Regions from separate parts of the Homo sapiens genome. Here region 1 is linked to region 2. Evidence: chromatin contacts called from ENCODE Hi-C or POLR2A ChIA-PET data. All regions are on one chromosome and are shown on one strand. Each heading gives the region's core, a stretch centred on a gene start or an enhancer-like site at or near the end of the contact. The rest is flanking DNA. Distances are from core to core; before and after follow the strand shown.

Evidence for each region. A loop is a pair of places that touch in the nucleus more often than their neighbours do. ChIA-PET counts read pairs that join two places held with the same protein, here RNA polymerase II (POLR2A). Pooled maps may share reads with other maps.
Region 1: POLR2A ChIA-PET joins it to region 2 with 16 read pairs in Panc1. The contact joins two enhancer-like sites. A Hi-C loop is called at or near these places in 1 of 50 pooled maps. POLR2A ChIA-PET finds 5 or more read pairs at or near these places in 3 of 52 experiments (BJ, Caco-2 and Panc1).

Annotation. Positions count from the first base shown.
Region 1 is chr10:113,610,704-113,613,751 of GRCh38, reverse strand. It overlaps NRAP (nebulin related anchoring protein), which reads left to right. Exons shown (of 42, transcript NM_198060.4): 30 at 1,321-1,518. Among named protein-coding and RNA genes, the nearest start is that of NRAP, 52 kb to the left of the region's middle. RefSeq lists a silencer at 2,448-2,742. Within about 2 kb of position 1,456, at least 5 of the 41 ENCODE cell types and tissues checked have a DNase peak (open chromatin) inside an H3K27ac peak, as active enhancers do.
Region 2 is chr10:113,561,802-113,564,892 of GRCh38, reverse strand. The region is part of intron 1 of HABP2 (hyaluronan binding protein 2); the gene reads right to left. Among named protein-coding and RNA genes, the nearest start is that of HABP2, 10 kb to the right of the region's middle. Within about 2 kb of position 1,277, at least 4 of the 41 ENCODE cell types and tissues checked have a DNase peak (open chromatin) inside an H3K27ac peak, as active enhancers do.

The DNA.
Region 1 (3,048 bases), core at 207-2,706, 49 kb before region 2:
ACCAACAGCTCCATTTAGAAGGGATCCATGCAGTGGGCCAGGCAGCCACCCTCCTCTTCACTTCCTGCTTTACTTCTTTATGCTACCTGCCTGGCCCCTGTAGGCGTCTGAGTTTGCAATGACCCTGTCATTGTTGGTTGTGACCCTCTGGAGGCTGGCAAATGTGTGTAGGTGCTGTCTCCTTGCACATATGTGAGTTGGCTAACATTGGTGATGAAATCTGTATCCAGCATGTTACAGAGGCTAAACGCTTTTATATACAGTGTCTCAGTTAACTGTCAGACTATCTCTAGGAACTCCATCTTGTTATTCTTCCTTATTTTCTCATAGGGAAGTAGAAACTCTGAGTGATTCAGTCTCTTGTCCAAGGTCAGCTACATAGGGGCAGAGCCAGGCCGTGGAGCCAGCTCTACCTCTCATGGTCTTTCCACAGCTTCACGTGTTCTCTGCCATTTTGTATTCTGCCCCAGTTTCCCCATTCATAACTTTTTTTTTTTCCTTTCCATCTTGAGTTGCTGACCTAAGAATATGAGGTTGGATATGAACTGTCCTTGGCATTATGCTAGGGTGAGGACAGAATGAATGGAAGTGGGGATAGGAGGTCAGGGAGGGGTGGCCAGAGCAATGAAAGACAATGGAAGGACAAAGGAGGATGAGGAAGAGGTGGTGATTCTGCATCTGATTATTCCCAGAGTTTCCCAGACCTTTAAACACAGCTCCTCCAAGGACTATAGTCGAATCTATGGTCTGGAATGGGTCTTCCCCTCCCTCTCCCAGGGTGTGTTTTGGGTTTTGGGGAATGCCTATCCCTGAGGCTTGACTCTCCAAGCATCCTCCCCACTGCTCCTGGCTCCCACGTTGGCTAGGAAAATCATTGAATGCTTTGAAGAAACTCTTCCTAAGCTAGTGTGAGAGGAGAATCCCTCGTGTCTGAACTTGAGTGGGCGATGGGAAAAAATATGGTGGGCAGGGAGCGATGCATCTTCTTGCCTCTGAAAAATAGAAAGATCTAAAGATTTGAGCAAGGGAATCACTGACATTATTTACTGTTCCTTGGACTTTTGTATGTTCCTCAAATGAGGGAACCATGGGCCTTCTTCATCCAGATCAATGACCTCCAGGAGCTGGGGGTGGTAAGTGTCAGGGCCTAGAGACAAGCCCTGGTTATTAGGCCAGTCTCTGCAAGAAAGGAGCACTGGCCCTGCCAAGAACTTCCCCTGGGCTTACCTCCAGACAACTGCATTGCAGTTGCCCTCCCTGATGGTCCTGTTGCAAATAGTGGCTTTGAAATAGCTGCTGTTGCTCTGTCTGCCCCTCTAGGTGAATTACAAGAAAGGCTTTGAACACTCAAAGGCGCAGTTCCATCTGCCGTTGGACATGGCCGCCCTGGTGCATGCCAAGAAGGCTCAGACCCTGGCCAGCAATCAGGACTACAAACATCCACTGCCCCAGTACACTTCCTTGGCAGAAGACCTGAGGCTGAGCTGTGCCAAGAAAGCTCACAAATTGCAGAGTGAGGTAAGGAGACCTGGCCTCTTTCTCAGGGCCCCTTCTTCTCTTAGGACCTCAGGGTGGTGACCTCCAGGCTCCTGTTGGCTCAGTGAAATCTCTGGAAGTGAGAAATCCTAAACCCAAGTCTTATTTTGAAACCCAGTCTGAGAGTTCCTGCACATCCCTTAAGCACAGTTACACAAATCTAATCATAACCACAATTTATTATTTTTTGCTGCACTCTAAGCATTGTTTTATGCATTATCTCACAATCAGCCCATATCATTAGTTTATTCTCATTTTACAGAGAAATTACAGTGAAATGCAGAGAAGTTAAATATCTTGTCCAAGATCACACAGCTATAGTTAGAAAGAGAGGGCTGGGATTTGAACTTGAGGTTTGAATGACAAAGATGCCCTCAAGGTTCATGGTTGTGCATGTTTAAGATTTGCCAATGATATTGCCTCTGGCCTCAAGTCTCAGGAAGGATTCCTCTTGGTGCTTCATGCGTTCCTGTGCCACCCGCCTTCTGAGGAGGGCTAAGATCTGTTGGGAGAGGCTGCTCAGAACCTGTCAGGACTGACGCACTTCAGGGAGTGGAGAGGGAAATCAGGGCCCTGGAGACCCTCCTTGGGTCCCTTTGAGGAGTCTTTGTACTCCTCTGACATGCATTTCTCACTCGTGATCCCGATTTCTGAAGCAGACAGGCCCAGGAGGGTCAGGAAGCATTGGAGACTTCCTCACTCCCAAGGAGAGCCAGAGTGTTCTTCCCAACAGGCATCCACATCCTGTTCACTACTCACCTTATTTCCCAGCTTGCTAGGTTTCCATGCTATGAGATTTGCAGGTAATGGGCCCGCTTAGGAAAAGAAAACTCCGCACAAAACCTCTTTCCTGGTTTGGCAGTGCCTGCGATCTGAGCGGCACTCAGATCTGGGTGTCTGTCGTCTGTTTGGATTTTACGCCTGTGTACAGCGTTTACTGAATGACATAAACTGTCAGGAACCTGAGAGCAGCTGTAGGAACGAGGGAGCTGCCACGCTCATCTCGGGGGCCCGTTTGTCACTTGAGCGGAGCCCTCACTTGCCCTGCCTCTGGTTGTGATAGCGATTGGAAGGCAGGACGCCCAGGGGGCGCCTCACTGGCTGAAGGGGAGTGAATGTGGGAACTCTTTAAACTGTCAGCCCGAATCATTCAGGTACACAGACTGGCCCCCACCCACACGAACTCAGGCAGGCCTTTGCCAGATTCTTTTGGATTTATTTATTAGTTCTTTCTTAACCCATGATTAATTAATGCCACCCGCTGCTGCTGAGTTTTGTTTTAGAAGACCTGTTAGACCATTTCCACATTTGCCCCAAGACAACTGACTTTCTAACCACAATCCGCTTCAGTGTTTATTTTTTGATAGCCCACATTAAAATAAAAATCTGTCTCGCTTCTGTGGAACAGCTACTCTGAGACAAGTGACAGCAGAATTATTTTCTTCTGACCTACATTGCTTCCCCCCTAGTGAGCATTTACCAAGAAGTGTTTGTGCGTTGGCTGAGTTTAAT
Region 2 (3,091 bases), core at 28-2,527:
CCTGGGCTACAGAGCGAGACTCCATCTAAGAAAAAAACAAAAGAGAGAGATGCGTGGTGAGGTAGAGTGATGTCTACAATTTACTTGCAAATGATTCAGCAAACAAACAAACAAAACAACTATACACACAGGAGAATGAGAGACACAGCAACCATAACGACATGTTAACAATTGTGGCATCTATCTGGATGAAGAATATTCATTGCATTATTCTTCCCACTTTTCTGTAGGTTTAAAAAATTACAAAATAACATGTTGGTGAGGGGAAAGGAATGCAAAAAAAGGAAGAGAGGTCATTTGTTATCGGGGACTGTGCCTCTGTCTAATGACTTCCTGGCTAACCACCTCCCCCACACCCTGTTTCTGCAGGCAGTGAGATGGGACAGGTGTTCTGTTTGGGGCTGAGGGTGGGGGTTGGCAGTGGGGAGGCCTGGCAGAGGAAGGGCAGCTTAGGCCTTAGGGGTGCTCCTGGGCTTAGGGTGAAGGATTGCCAGAAATGGGTACCTCTGGGGTTGAGTGCCAGAGAGGTGCCATGAGGGGACCCTAATATGGTTTGGCTGTGTCCCTACCCAAATCTCATCTTGAATTGTAGCTCCCATAATTCCCATGTGTCATAGGAGGGACCATGTGGGAGGTAATTGAATCATGGGGGTGTGTTTTTCCTGTGCTGTTCTCATGATAGTGATTAAGTCTCAGGAGATCTGATGGTTTTATAATGCGCAGTTCCCCTGCATACACTGTTTTGCCTGCCACCATGTAAGACGTGTCTTTCACCTTCTGCCATGATTGTGAGGCCTCCCCAGCCATGTGGAACTGTGAGTCTATTAAACCTCTTTTTCTTTATAAATTACCCAGTCTTGGGTATGTCTTTATTAGCAGCATGAGAATGGACTAATACACTAAGACTTCAAGGACAAAGGTTACCCCTTCTTCAATCTCGCCCTCATCACCCCCAGTCATCTGGGCCTTGGTCCTGGTCTTTGCTCCCTGCCTTGCCTTTCTCAGGGCAGGGCCTGTCTGTCTAGACCTGTCTCCACCCAGTCCTTTGGAGATTCCCTACGAATTCTTCTCTTTGAGCCGAACAGGGTGGGCCATGTCCTAAGAAGTGGGCAGAAGACTTTGAGGGACATCCTTCCTCGGGGTCCAGCAAGGAAGGGCCCTCCAGGACCTGCACCTGGGCCAGCATTGCGCATCCTGGCTCCAGCTGGAGCCTGAGGGACAGCCGGGTGCCATGCTGCCTACAGCCAGCAGGTGGCAGACGTGCCCTTCCTAGGAGCTGGCGCTCGGAGGGAAACCAAACAAAAAGAAAGCCGAGACTTCCTGGGCTGGGCTCTCGGGGAGCCTGAAGCCGATGTGCAGCTTGGGCTGCCTGTCAGGGGGTCGCCGGAATCTGAAGCAAGTCACTCATTTTGTGACTCACAGTGTCCACCCACAGAGAGGGGCCGTGGTGCAATGTGGAAACTGGTAGTCCGAACACCTGGCTGGATATTTAGGGACCGTATGGGAAAGTCCAGGCTGATAGTCAATTACTTATGCCTATATCCGGATCCCTGAAACTAACCTGGATGATGGTAGGTGGGAAGGGTGGACACAGTATTTGCCTCCTTTCATTCCATCATTCCATTATCTCTTCTCCCAGAGACAAGAAAATGATAGAAGAACCCTTACTCCTGAGACTTGCACATTCAAAGAGAAAGATCGATGGAAGAGTAGGAGGAAGAGATAACTAGGGAGAAAACTGTTATCTCAGTTCACATTCCTTTAGAGCTGACAATGTGCCATCAACTGTGTTAAATATTTTACGGACATTTTGTCTTGTTTGTTGCACACAATACTTCATAATTTAGGTATTATGATTATATCCAATTTAGAGGTGACAAAACTGAGGTTTTCAGATATTAAGTTGTCTAAAATAACTTAACTAGGAAATGCTGGAGCCAGAACAGGAGACTGTCAGTCTCACATCAGAGTCCTTGCTCTTAGTCACCATTGTGAGGGACCAGGAAGCTGCCACGTGTACACAGTAATAAAGCAAGGATGGAGGAGAAAGAAACAGAAAAGCTCATTAACCTTGAGAGGCAGGTGTTGAGCTAGGTTCAAAATCAGGGGCACTGTTCTTGGAATGCTTTATAAAAAGGCTTATCTGTGGGCCGGGCGCAGTGGCTTACGCCTGTAATCCCAACACTTTGGGAGGCCGAGGTGGGCAGATCACTTGAGGCCAGGAGTTGGAGACCAGCTTGGCCAACATGGCAAAACCCCATCTCTACTAAAAATACAAAAATTAGCCAGGCGTGAGGGCAGGAGCCTGTAGTCCCAGCTACTCGGGTGGCTGAGGCACAAGAATCGCTTGAACCTGAGAAGTGGAGGCTGCAGTGAGCAGAGATCGTGCCACTGCACTCCAGCTTGGGTGAAAGAATGAGACTCTGTCTTAAAAAAAAAAAAAAAAAAAAAGCTTATCCAATCTGGCCTAGGCCTGGCAGGCCACAGAGAGGGCCTACTTGGCCCCAGTGACAGCTGGAGAAAGTACAAAAGTCAGATTGAGCCTTGGCCAGCCTACTGCGGTAAACACATCTTAACAAACATCTTCACTCAGATCAAAAGGCACGTAAGCCACTGCCCACTTCTCCCACCACATCCATTCCTAGTTTCAACAGGGCTAAAATAGCACATGGTCCCAGCTGACCCGTCTTCTCTTAAAGGGTGGACGCTGCTGCTTCTGCACATGGTAAGGTAGCTGCTTTGTAGTATATTTAGCAAGACCATTCTAGATCCAACGACTGTTTATTCTACTCCGCACTTGGGCTTTCTCAATGGATCCCTGGCTCAGGACACTGACTTCAAGGTTAGGAGCAGGCCCTTAGCAATGTTAAACTCCCTAAGCCACCAGAGTCTCAAAGTCTGGTGTCCTCCCAGGTTAAGGTTGGTTAGTGAGGAAGGCAGGGAGAAAAGGATCCCGAGTCTCTGAGTCTTACTGATTTACAGTGTAATCTCCTTGTGGGTGGGGTGCACATACATCAAGTCTATTTTGTCCTATATTTAATCCAGTGATTATTTCAACTAAGATTCTTCCTCTGCCTTCCAGAATTCCAAA